Regions from separate parts of the Homo sapiens genome. Here region 2 is linked to region 1. Evidence: chromatin contacts called from ENCODE Hi-C or POLR2A ChIA-PET data. All regions are on one chromosome and are shown on one strand. Each heading gives the region's core, a stretch centred on a gene start or an enhancer-like site at or near the end of the contact. The rest is flanking DNA. Distances are from core to core; before and after follow the strand shown. Region 1 overlaps USP10 (ubiquitin specific peptidase 10). Region 2 has its middle 24 kb from the start of LINC02176.

What was found. A loop is a pair of places that touch in the nucleus more often than their neighbours do. ChIA-PET counts read pairs that join two places held with the same protein, here RNA polymerase II (POLR2A). Pooled maps may share reads with other maps.
Region 2: a loop to region 1 is called in a map of PC-9, with 5 times the contacts of the local background. The contact joins two enhancer-like sites. A Hi-C loop is called at or near these places in 8 of 168 maps with a recorded cell type or tissue (HUES64, PC-9, astrocyte of the cerebellum and 5 more), 1 of 37 single-sample maps with no recorded cell type and 5 of 50 pooled maps. POLR2A ChIA-PET finds 5 or more read pairs at or near these places in 4 of 52 experiments (AG04449, SK-N-SH, activated CD8-positive, alpha-beta T cell and 1 more).

What each region holds. Positions count from the first base shown.
Region 1 is chr16:84,769,408-84,775,625 of GRCh38, forward strand. USP10 (ubiquitin specific peptidase 10) reads left to right here. Exons shown (of 14, transcript NM_005153.3): 12 at 3,134-3,278; 13 at 5,753-5,818. Among named protein-coding and RNA genes, the nearest start is that of CRISPLD2, 47 kb to the right of the region's middle. Within about 2 kb of position 4,969, at least 6 of the 41 ENCODE cell types and tissues checked have a DNase peak (open chromatin) inside an H3K27ac peak, as active enhancers do.
Region 2 is chr16:84,948,860-84,954,972 of GRCh38, forward strand. No RefSeq gene overlaps it. Among named protein-coding and RNA genes, the nearest start is that of LINC02176, 24 kb to the left of the region's middle. RefSeq lists an enhancer at 1-246. Within about 2 kb of position 3,540, at least 16 of the 41 ENCODE cell types and tissues checked have a DNase peak (open chromatin) inside an H3K27ac peak, as active enhancers do.

The sequences.
Region 1 (6,218 bases), core at 3,719-6,218:
CATCTCATGGGTGATTTTGTTTAAAAAATAGAAGCAGTAGGAGCCAGAGGCAGAAACTTGGTAGTTGACTTCAGTGAATGAGCTAAGAAGAGTCTGGCGGTGGACCTCGTGGAAGAGAGAGAGGGAAAAAGTGGTATTTGTGTTGGGGAGGTTGGTTGGGTGGTTCAGTTGTGCATTGTGGGTGACTGTCGGCTTGGCTCACTTCTGTGGCAGCTGCAACTCCAGAGATAGCTCCCTGGCCCTGGCTGCTGGTGCACTCTGCTTATGCTGTTTCTTGAGCCAGCTATGGGAGTCTTTGGCCACCCATGCTGTTGGGGAGGTGGTCAGCCTTTCCATGGGCTGCCTAGGGAAGACCCTTTTGTGATGTGTCTGTTTTTCTCTTTTGCTTCTGCTGCAATTACAGTTTGACTTTGCTGGGGTGGGCTGGTAGGGGTGGCGGTGTGGGGGCAGGGGTTGAGGCGCAGGTAGTTGTTAGCCTGTTGTTAGACGGTAGTGAAGAAAGAATGGTTTATCCTAAATAGCAGGTTTGGATGAAGGCTTCCAGAAAGAAGGCGGGCCAGGTGTGGTGGCTCACGCCCTTAGTCCCAGCACTTTGGGAGGCTGAGGCAGGAGGATTGCCTGAGCCCAACAGTTGGAGGCTGCAGTGAGCTATGATCACGCCACTGCACTCCAGCCTGTGCGATAGTGAAACCGTGTCTCTAAAACATAAGAAGAAATAAAAATAAAGGAAAGCTGGCATTTTGGTGGACTCCGGAAGATAAAAAGGATGCTGCCAGCCGTTCTGGGTGCGTGGTTGTGGTGGTGTGTTACCAGATGAGGCCAGGACCACTTTCAACAGCAGATGTTTCAGGAAGATTTGGGACAGCTTGTATGGAAGTATCTATAAGGAGCAAATTACATATTTTCTTGAATGTGTTTTTTTTTAAGTTTTTAAAATGCCACCTTTAACTTTATTATGTTTTAGATCAGAAGTATTTTTCTGTGGGAACATGTGAAGGTTTTGGGGAAAATAGGATTATATGAAATATTTGCTATATAGAAAATGTCTGCCTTTGTTGAGTGATTAGAAATTAAGCCTCAGTTGGCTGGGCGAGGTGGCTCACACCTGTAATCCCAGCACTTTGGGAGGCCAAGGCGGGTGGATCACGAGGTCAGGAGATCGAGACCATCCTGGCTAACACGGTGAAACCCCGTCTCTACTAAAAATACAAAAAGTTAGCCGGGCATGGTGGCAGGCGCCTGTAATCCCAGCTACTCAGGAGGCTGAGGCAGGAGAATGGCGTGAACCTGGGAGGCGGAGCTTGCAGTGAGCCGAGATAGCGCCACTGCAGTCCGGCCTGGGCGACAGAGCGAGACTCCGTCCCCAAAAAAAAAAAAAAAAAATCTCCAGTGGCTGATGCCTGTAATCCCAGCATTTTCGGAGGCTGAGGCAGGCGGATCACAAAGTCAAGAGATCGAGACCATCCTGGCCAACATGTTGAAACCCCATCTCTACTAAAAATACAAAAATTAACTGGGCATGGTGGTGTGCACATGTAGTCCCAGCCTCTCAGGAGGCTGAATCACTTGAACCCTGGAGGTGGAGGTTGCAGTGAGCTGAGATCGCACCACTGCACTCCAGCCTCGATGACAGAGCGAGACTGTCTCAAAAAAAAAAAAAAAAGTGTTATCCAAATGAATATGGGAAGCATCAAAGACTTTGTAAGTACAGAGAATGATAAAGGGATTGTTATTTGTAAAGATGCATCTTAGTGACAAAAAACCTGGCTTTATTTAAAAGCAGCATTCATCAGACCTGTGAAAGTACTTCAGGAACAGATTACATTGATAAAACTCATGATTAGAATAAATAGCTTTAAAGGTTATTTAAAACATCTAATTGGCCTGGAATCCCAGCACGGTGGGAGACTGAGGCGAGCAGGTTGCTTAAGTCTAGGAGTTCAAGACCAGCTGGGCTCATGGCTGTAGTCCCAGCTACTTGGGAGGCTGAGGTGGGAGAATCACCTGAGCCCAGGAAGTCAAGGCTGCAGTGAGTCCTCATCATGCCACTGCACTCCAGCATGGGCAACCAGAGTGAGATCCTGTCTTAAAAAAACAAACAAACAAAAAAACCCACCTAATCCTACTGGTATCAGTTTTATCAATACTATCAGAGTTATTTTAAAATGGGTCAATACTAGGCCTAGCGTGGTGGCTCACGCCTGTAATCTCAGCACTTTGGGAGGCTGAGGCAGGTGGATCACCTGAGGTCAGGAGTTCAAGACCAGCCTGGCCAACATGGTGAAACCCCTTCTTTACTAAAAATACAAAATTAGCCAGATGTGGTGGTGGGAGCCTGTAATCCCAGCTACTCAGGAGGCTGAGGCAGGAGAATCGTTTGAACCCGGGAGACGGATGTTGCAGTGAGCGCAGATCGTACCACTGTACTCCAGCCTGGGCGACAGAGTGAGAACTCCCTCCCCCCAAAAAAGGCGGGGGAGTCAGTACATAAATAAGGTGGTACTAAGTTAGCTTTTTAATTTTTATGCTAATTTGTCAGTAATGCCACAGAGTAAAGTTCTTAACTTTGAGTTTACGACTGGACTTCAGGGACCCAAGAGGCTCTCTGCAGTTGTGCTTATGGGAACGTATGCATTTTTCTTCTTCTTTTTTCTTTTTTTCTGAGACAAGATCTCGCTGTGTTGCCCAGGCTGGGGTACAGTGGCGCGAACTTAGCTCACTGCAACGTCTACCTCCTGGGTTCAAGGGATTCTCTTGCCTCTGCCACCCAGGTAGCTGGGGTTACAGGCGCCCACCACCACGCCTGGCTAATTTTGTATTTTTAGTAGAGACGGGATTTCACCATGTTGGCCAGGCTGGTCTCAAACTCTTGACCTCAGGTGATCCGCCTGTCTCAGCCTCCCAAAGTGCTGGGATTAATGGGCATGAGCCACTGCATCTGGGTATGTGCATTTTCTTAAGAGGAGCATTGGTAGATCTCAGAGCTTCTGTGGGGCAGGAAAAGCCATGAAGTCCTGCCACAGGACTCTTGGGCCTCACCTCTCAGAGGACGTCTTTGAGCGGAAGGTGGATGTGGTGTTAGCTGTTGCAAGTAAGACAGGGACGGTGTGTCCTGGTGTGCTTTGTGTCTTAGGTTGAGATAAGTCGAAGAGTGACTCTGGAAAAACTCCCTCCTGTCCTCGTGCTGCACCTGAAACGATTCGTTTATGAGAAGACTGGTGGGTGCCAGAAGCTTATCAAAAATATTGAATATCCTGTGGACTTGGAAATTAGTAAAGGTAATGCATACATAAGGTCGGGAGTGTTCGTGGTGACACACTCCTGCACATCAGAAGCTCAACCCTGTAGCATTTCTTTATGATGTCAAGAGTGAGGACATTCTCTTGCTGGACGTGGACTTGTTTTAAGTTTCTTGACTTGTAATAGACCTTAATACTAAAATTCTCATGAAAATGGCCTGTTGAAAATAGAGGCAAAAATAACTAAACTCTATAATCTTACTAGATTAGAAAAATAGCAGCTTTTGTCTATCAAAAAGAACATCACTTTTCTGTGAATATTTCAGGGATGAATGGTGCAGTTTGCCTTCCACCGAGTATTAACAGCTGTGTTGACTAGCCCAGTTAAGTGGTTTTTAGTGAAGTAAGAATGATTTCTCATAGGCAGTGAGAGTCCCTTCTAACCTCTAGTTGTGGTGGCGCACAAATAAGACGTGGCACTTACCAGCCTCAAGTCTCTGTCAGGTCACGGGCTCGGCACTTTTTGAAAGCAATTTTAAAGAGCCCCAGGTTAAAGGCATCTTGCTAAAAGCACAGCTTCAAGAAGACTTTTCTTGAAAGCTTTAGAATTTGTGAAAACGTATAGTACAACACTGAGGCTTGATTGGGACTGTGATTAGCTAGAGAGGATTCTCAGAATATCGAGGTGTTTGGGAAGCAGAAAAGAGGACACTGGGCCTCACTCCTGGGTCCTGCAGAGGAACAAACCTGAACCGAGAGTCCTCTTCTCTCCGTCCCCTGGCACAGCAACCCCACCTCATACCTCCTTCCATATAGATGACCCAGGAACTGTGGGCATGGCTGGCTTCTAGCCGGCTCCCTGTCTACCCTAGGGGCGCCCTATACCTTCCCGTGAAGACTCAGACACTGTCTCTCCCAGGCCTGCACACAAGAGCTGTGCTTTCTGCTGACGGGCTTGGCTGCTGTGCCGGGTTTAGTGTCCGTTGCTCCTCTCACACTTCTAGCTGCCTTATCACTCATCAGCCGATTGCTTTTTAATCCCATTTGAGGACCAGCAAGAGGAAGAAAGATGCCAGTGAGAATCATGTAACAGATCCTCCTCCCCATTTTATTCTATCCATCGGGAAACCTGGAATGCCGGCTAAGTCAAAGAAGGCATCCTCGGCCTCTGCTCCTGCATCTTCACTCGCCTCCAGATCAGCTGTCTGAGCTGACTTGGATGTTTTGCTACAGTGATTTTATTTTTATATCTTTTCTTGCTTGCTGTATTTTTATATCCGCTGCCACCTCCAATACATTATCAAAATATGACATAAATGGGGGCTGGGCGCAGTGGCTCACACCTGTAATCCCAGCACTTTGGGAGGCCGAGGCAGGCAGATCACCTGAGGTCAGGAGTTCGAGACCAGCCTGACCAACGTGGTGAAACCCCAACTCTTCTAAAAACACAAAAATTAGCCTAGCATGGTGGTGGGTGCCTGTAATCCTAGCTACTTGGGAGGCTGAGGCAGGAGAATCGCTTGAACCTGGGAAGCAGAGGTTGCTGAGATCATGCCACTGCACTCCAGCCTGGGCAACAGAGCAAGACTCCATCTCAAAAAAATAAATAAATAACATAAATGGGGGACAAGAGGACCTCACTTGGGTCATGGGTCAGAAGTACAGATGGCTGCCTCGAACAGCATGCCTCCGACGGACTCTTGTGTCGGTGTAAGTGGTACTTCTGCGCACAGTAAGAGCAGGGAGTTCCCGCCTCGTAGCAGCTGGTAGACTGGTTCCTATTTGGAGAAATCATGTTACTGTTCTGTAACTGAAGTTTTGTTTTGTTTTTTTTTTGTTTGTTTGTTTTTTTCTTGCTCTGTCACCCAGGCTGGAGTGCAGTGGCGCGATCTCGGCTCGCTGCAACCTCTGCCTCCCGGGTTCAAGTGATTCTCCTGCCTCAGCCTCCCGAGTAGCTGAGACTACAGCCGCGTGCCACCACGCCCGGGTAATTTTTTGTATTTTTAATAGAGACGTGGTTTCACTGTATTAGCCAGGATGGTCTCGATCTCCTGACCTCGTGATCGCCCGTCTCAGCCTCCCAAAGTGCTGGGATTACAGGCGTGAGCCACCGTGCCTGGCCTGTAATTGAAGTTTTATGATCTGACGCATATGTAAAATTTTAATTCTTGCCTTGGATTTTTCACAACTGTTTTTGTTTTTAAGTCAGCAGCTTTTTTCTTTTCCATTTTGTAGAGCACCTGTTTTTAAGGGGCCTCCCACAGGAGCATCACAGCCTCGGCCGTTGCTCCTGTTTCTTTAGTGAGCTGGCTGCACATTTTGTGTCCTATTACGTCACATGGCTCATTTCCTTCATGAGTCAATTTTTGTGCAACTGAAGGGATAGAGTGTTGTTTTGTTCCTGGTCTGACAGGCAGTTTACTTGCTGGGGAGAATGTTGTTAGCCATTTTCTGCTGCTGTTACCCTGAACCTTTCTAAAAGTGCTTCAAGCCATTGATATTTTGTTTTCCAGAACTGCTTTCTCCAGGGGTTAAAAATAAGAATTTTAAATGCCACCGAACCTATCGGCTCTTTGCAGGTGAGTAAATTTGTACGACATTACTTCTTCATTAAAACACTGATGAAGGGGTTTACAGCTGGGCACAGGTTTGCTGCAACTTAGCATAGCGACCAGATGCTGTACTCAGGTATCCCTGTGGCCTTGTGAGTCGGGGAGTCACGTGAGAGTTTTACCTGAAACTCTGCGTAGATGACGGATTATCATCTTGGCCCTGAGGACAGATAACAGAAGACCTTGCTCAAAGCGAACATTTCTGTCTTTGAGTCAGAGGAGGGAGTTTCAGGCTCCCAGGCTGGCTGTTTGAGAATGTGACCTCTCCCGGCTGTGCTTGTGGCACCTGTGGGTGACAGTGCTGTGGAGTTTCCACGACACCTGGTCACCCAGCCAGGTTGGGTGAGCGCGCCCCCAGCCGGTGATC
Region 2 (6,113 bases), core at 2,290-4,789, 180 kb after region 1:
TGCTGTGGCTATGTGTGTGTGTGTGTGTGTTCCTGTGTAGTTTTGTGTGTGTGTGTCCCTGTGTGGTTTTGTCTGTGTGTGTGTCTCTGTGTGTTTTTTTCCGTGTGTGTGCATGTGTCTGTGTGGTTTGGTCTGTGTGTGCTTGTGTCTGTGTGGTTTTGTCTGTGTGTGTCTCTGTGTGGTTTTGTCTGTGTGTGCATGTGTGAATCTGTGTGGTTTTGTCTGTGTGTGTGTGTGTGTCTGTGTGCTTTTGTCTGTGTCTGTGTGTGTGTGTGTCTGTGGTTTTGTCTGTGTGTGTGCATGTGTCTCTGTGTGGTTTTGTCTGTGTGTGTGTGTGCATGTCTGTGTGGTTTTGTCTGTGTGTGCACGTGTCTCTGTGTGGTTTTGTCTGTGTGTGTGTGCGTGTCTGTGTCTGTGTGTGTCTGTGTGGTTTTGTCTGTGTGTGTGCACGTGTCTCTGTGTGCTTTTGTCTGTGTGTGCGTGTGTGGTTTTGTCTGTGTCTGTGCGTGTCTGTGTGGTTTTGTCTGTGTGTGTGCACATGTCTGTGGTTTTGTCTGTGTGTGTTTGTGGTTTTGTCTGTGTCTGTGTGTGCTTGTCTGTGTGGTTTTGTCTGTGTGTGTGTGCGTGTCTGTGTGGTTTTATGTGTGCATGTGTGCCTCAGGTGCATCTCTGCGTGTGTCTCCGTGTGTGTGGTGGGGTGTGCCTCTCTCTGATGTTTCTACAGGGGAGGAGCAGGTATCAGGTCACACAGGTGCTAAGTCGCAGAACTAGGGTCTAAGCCCGAGTCCTGAGGCTCTCCACCAACCTGTGCCTCTGAGAAAGGAAGCGCGAATCCTCCACCGCGGGGCCTGCGTATCCCTTAGTTTGTATTTGATACTTGCCAAAAGAGCTCTGCGAGACTTATTTAGATTCTTATGAACACTCCGGGCACACGTAAACAAAGGAAACACGAGTGAAATGGGTGGATTACAGAATGTCCTAAACTTCTTCACTTTTGGAGTCTGACTCTCTGAATCACTCCTTAACTCTGAGTGATCAAGGTCCATGTTCTCTCGGTGCCACCAACCATGAGTACAGCAGCAACTCTTCAAGGGCTCCACTCAAGGGCTAAACCTTTGCTTCTTGAACCGGCTTTGCAATTACCGTATTTCATCAAATATGAGCTGCCACTGCAGGTGAGGAGCATCCTGATTCCAGAGACATTAAAATGGAAAGGAGGTGTGTTTCTCCAGTTTGATAAAAAGAGAAAGTGGCCTGGACTCCTTTTGACTCCCACATCCAACTAACACCTCCTTCAGCTTTCTGCACAGCCATGTAATTATCTTCCCAGCTATCCTAGCCCTCTCCCTCTCCCTCCAGGTTGGCATCGGCTCCTAGTTCTCTAAACAGAAGGATGTCCTGCCTCAGGCCTTCGTACATGCTGTTCCTTCCATCTGCACACCATTCCTGAGCCCCACATGACTCCCTCTCTCCCATTGTCCTGGTCTCTGTTCAAATGTCACCTAAGGGCCACCGAGCTGCACAACCTCTGGAGTGCCGTGCCCATCACCCTTCACCCCCTGCCTCAGCTGGACCCATTCCTCACAAGCCAGAGGAATTTTACTCTAATGGTGGAATTTCAGGCCAAGTAGAAAAATATATTTCGTGTGTATGAAGAAAGGGGAAAAAGAACCCTTCTCTGAGACCTCAAGTTATTATTTAATTGATTAATTTTTAGTCATTGATTAAATTATTAAATAACAAATGAAATCAATTGTATTAATTTCTTAGGAGTAAATTATTTTTCCACTGCACTCCAGCCTGGACAACAGAGCAAGACCCTATCTCTAAAAAATTTATATAAATCTATTGCCAATTTATTAATTGCTATTTAACAATGAGTTCCACCAACTGAGGGCGCTGGACCAGGCATGGTATGAACCTAAAGAGCCACACCCTTATGATCTACTGGGCCCAGTAGGGTCTGACCCTGTGACCTGTCTGGGCCCATTCCCAGCGCCTGCTGCTGCAGCCACACCAGCCTTCCCCCAGCTGCCACAGAGCCTTTGCTTCCTGACCACCTTCAAGCACTCCTAGATCTTGGCCCCCTAAGCCAGCTCGGCCCCAGGGTGATTGCACTTTTCCTGCCTTTGGGCAGCAGGTGGTGTATCAGTCAGGACTGGCCACATTGTGCCGCTGTGACAAACAAACCCCAAATCCCAGTGGCTGAAGACAATAAGGATGTGTTCCTTGCTCATTCTCTGTGTCAGAGGCCAGCGGGGGGTTCTGCTCATCATGGACACTAGGGGGCCCCAGCTCAGGGAGTAGCCACATCTCAACGGTTGCCAGCAGCCGTGCCAGAGGCGCTCACGTTGGTGAGTAAATGCTCCAGCCTGGGCAGGGACGCATGTCTCTTCTGCTCACATGCTTCCCGGCTACAGGTAGGAGAATGACAATGCGTGCCACATCCCCTCAAAAGGGGCAGAAAGTCTAATCCTACCAGGTGCCTAGAAGAGAGACAACCAGAAATATTTGGTGCCCAGCACTAATATCTATACCAGGTGGCGTTCAGTGAGCATCCAGTGCAATACAGCTTCCTGAGCAGCTCCTAGGTGCCAGGCACTGCACAGGGCATAGGGAACCAGCAGTGAAGACAGACAGTGGACAAGCCAGGACAGAACTCATGACTTCACTGCATGGGTGGCGCCTGCTGCAGGGAGAATGCTGGGCTCCAGCATGTCGAGCAGGGTCCAGTGACTTCAAGGAGGGGTTTAGAAAGGCCCCTCACTCTGGGACCAGTGTTTCAGGTAAGGCCTAAAGGGTGACTAGGACTTCTCTGGGTGAAGATGAGTGGAACAGCCTTCTAAGAAGTGGGCGGGGCCGGGAACAATGGCTCACACCTGTAATCCCAGCACTTTGGGAGGATGAGGCAGGCAGATCACCTGAGGTCACGAGTTCAAGGCCAGCCTGGACAACATGGTGAAACCCCATCTCTATTAGAAATACAAAAATTAGCTGGGCACGGTGGCTCATGCCTGTAATCCCAGCACTTTGGGAGGACAAGGCTGGTGGATCACCTGAGGTCAGGAGCTCGAGACTGGCCTGGAAAACATGGTGAAACCCCATCTCTATTAGAAATACAAAGATTAGCTGGGCGTGCTGGCGGGCGCCTGTAATCCCAGCTGCTTGGGAGGCTGAGGCAGGAGAATCACTTGAACCTGGGAGATGGAGGTTGCAGTGAGCCGAGATCGCACCACTGCGCTCCAGCCTGGCAACAAGAGCGAAACTCCGTCTCAAAAAAAAAAAAAAAAAAAGAAGTGGGCATAACATGTGCAAAAGACCTGCGGCTGCAGGAAATAATCTTTTCCAGCAACTGTGAGGAAGCCAGCGTGGCTGGAACACATAGCACGGAGGAGAATAAGATGGAGCTGGAGAGGTCAGCGGCCAGATCATTCACAACTTTGTACACCGGCTTGTGAGCCCCAGCCCTCATCCTGAGAGCCATAAGGAGCCATAGAGGGTTTGTCGCGATGTGGCTCTGAGCAGCACCCTCTGGTGGCCTTTTAGGGAATGACACTCTTAACATACATGGGCAGCTCCAGGCTGCAGACATTGCTGCCCGGCCAGTCCTGGGCTTGGTTCTAAGTGTTACTTGCAGCCCTTCAGAGAATGCCCATTCCATTAACGCTGGGTGAACACCGCTCACAAAAGGCAATAACCAAGTCTGCAGCTGGCGGGAGACATTTGAGATGGCACACCACCAAGTCATGCTCTCCAGGAGACACCAGACAGACAGGCCAGCGCTACACGGAGCTGACCCAGACGGCAGAAGGTCTGGCTAGCCTGGGTTTTCTCCAATGGGTGCCTGGCTGGGACCTGACTTCAGAGGTTGAGCAAGGGGAGGGGATGGAATCCTGATCCCCTTAATCTTCGTGCAGGGCTGGTGAATCTCAGGCCCCAGGCAGACAGCCAGCCAATGGGCAGAGAGGCCAGGAGCTGACTCCACAGCTCCTGGCCTCATCTGGGAAGGGAGATAAACTCCACCAGCCAGACAAAGGGGGCCCCAAGGCCAGGGCCTCCCTCACATGCCTGTGGCCTCTCTCTGCTTGAGACTGCACCATAGGCCGCAGGCCCTTATCAGCCATGGCCTGGGGACTTCCCAAAGTACAGCCTGCCAGCAAAAGACCACCACCAACTGTTTCATTCTTCATTTCAGACAGGATGAATTGAGCCACCTGACCTTTTCTGGAAAGAGGCAAGAGAAGGAATGTTTCCTCCTTCAGTAAAAGACACTCAGACACATGTCCAGTGTCACGGTGCAAAAGGGTCAGGAAACCAAGTCCCCTCCCATCCCAAAGCCCCATTTCCCTTCCACATTGCTGGTGTCTTTTGTCCTTCCAGAGAGCCCCAGCACAGAGCAGCAAATATGAGCTTAGTGATTCCTGGAGAGGGCTGTGTCCCATGAATGGACTGCCACTTGCTGGCTGCTGGCTTTACGTCTACAGGCAAAGGATGTTATGAAATAGCTCCGGAAGTTTCTTTTGGGGGCCCCCAGCACCTCTTCTCCTATCACGACCAGGCTCTGAAAATGAGGCTTCTTGCTCAGGGAAGAGAACAGGTACAGAGGAATCCACACTCAGCTTTGAGCATCAAAATAAGGGTTTTTAAGGTTTAAGTGTTTGATGAGACAGTGGTCTTGAAAGCCAGGCTTTCCTGGAATTCCCAGAGCCACACGTGACCTGACCACAGTGGAAATCAGACAGGGGACACGTGCAAGATGCAGCCCTGGGGACAGAAAGGCAAACAGCAAGGAGGCGGCTGCAAGAGGGACTTGGGGGAGGTGACAGAGGTGACCATCTTGCTACGACCCCACCGGGTGGAGAGATGGAGACGGGGAAAGCAAACAAAACCCACACAAACAACAACAGAAAACCTGCTCTCAGGGCCGCGTAATGACCGGTGCCCTTTTGTACAGAAGCCCCGCCAGGTTTTGAACTTCAAGCAGGTCCGTGGGGGAAGAAAAGGGCCCAGTCCCATGGAAATTTCCTAGTAGGGTTTATTTTGAAGCAAAGGTTTGGCAGACGTGACCCAGTCTCCTTGGCTAGACAGGGCCTCTTTGAAAAGAGTCAAAAACAGCAGAAAGATGGGAAGTGGTCCTAGAATGAGCTGGTTTTAGTGGAATCTTCTTCTTCCAAAAAGAACCGCCAGAGGCCAGCCCAGGCCTCCCTTGCTTTCCAGAATTCAACTCAACTCACCTGTGGCCCGATGAGCTCGGCGATTCAGCTCGCCCTAATTCCCCAAACCTGTGCAGGTTACCTGACGTGGCAAAAGGCACTTTGCAGGTGGGGCAAGGGGCACCTTGCCATAGGGAGGGTAACCCGGGTCATCCAGGTGGACCTAATCGAGTCACACGAGTCCTTAGAATCAGAGAACCTTTCTGAGCTGCGGTCGGAGGGAGCCGTGGTGGAACCTTTCTGAGCTGTGGTCAGAGGGAGCCGTGATAGAACCTTTCCGAGGGTGCTGTGATTACCGAAGCAGCAGCAGAGATGCAACATTGCCGGCTCTGAAGGTGGACGAAGCGGCCAGGAGCCATGGGATGCCAGTGACCTCTGGACGCTGGAAAAGGCAGGGAAACAGATTCTCCCCCAGAACCCCCAGAAGTTACCAGCCCTGTTGACCGTGACCCAAGCCCAGGGAGACTGAGGCTGGGTTTCTGACCTGTGGAACCGTAAATGACAAATGAGGTTTTTAAGCTGCTAAGTCTGTGGACATTTGTTACAGAACCCGTCGAAAATCCACCCGTCATCTTTCTTGAGCTCCTATGTGGCCGTTCCTGGGATGTGATTCCTAATCCTCGTGACCACCTGTGAGACTGGGCCTGTGATCCCCAGTTCACAGATGGGGAAACTGAGGCTCTCTGAGATGAACTGACGCCCCTTGGGGACCTGAGCAGGGACGGGAACTCCAGGCTGACTCCAAGCTGCGTGGACCTCCGGCTGCCTACAGGTGAGGTGTGTGTCTAACTGCCTCTCAGGGGAGAGGCTGGGACTTGGTGACAGCCTGTGCGGAAAGTGCTGGCACAGAGGAGGGGTTCAGGCCACGTCAGTCCTCTCGCCCCTTTTCCCAAACATCTG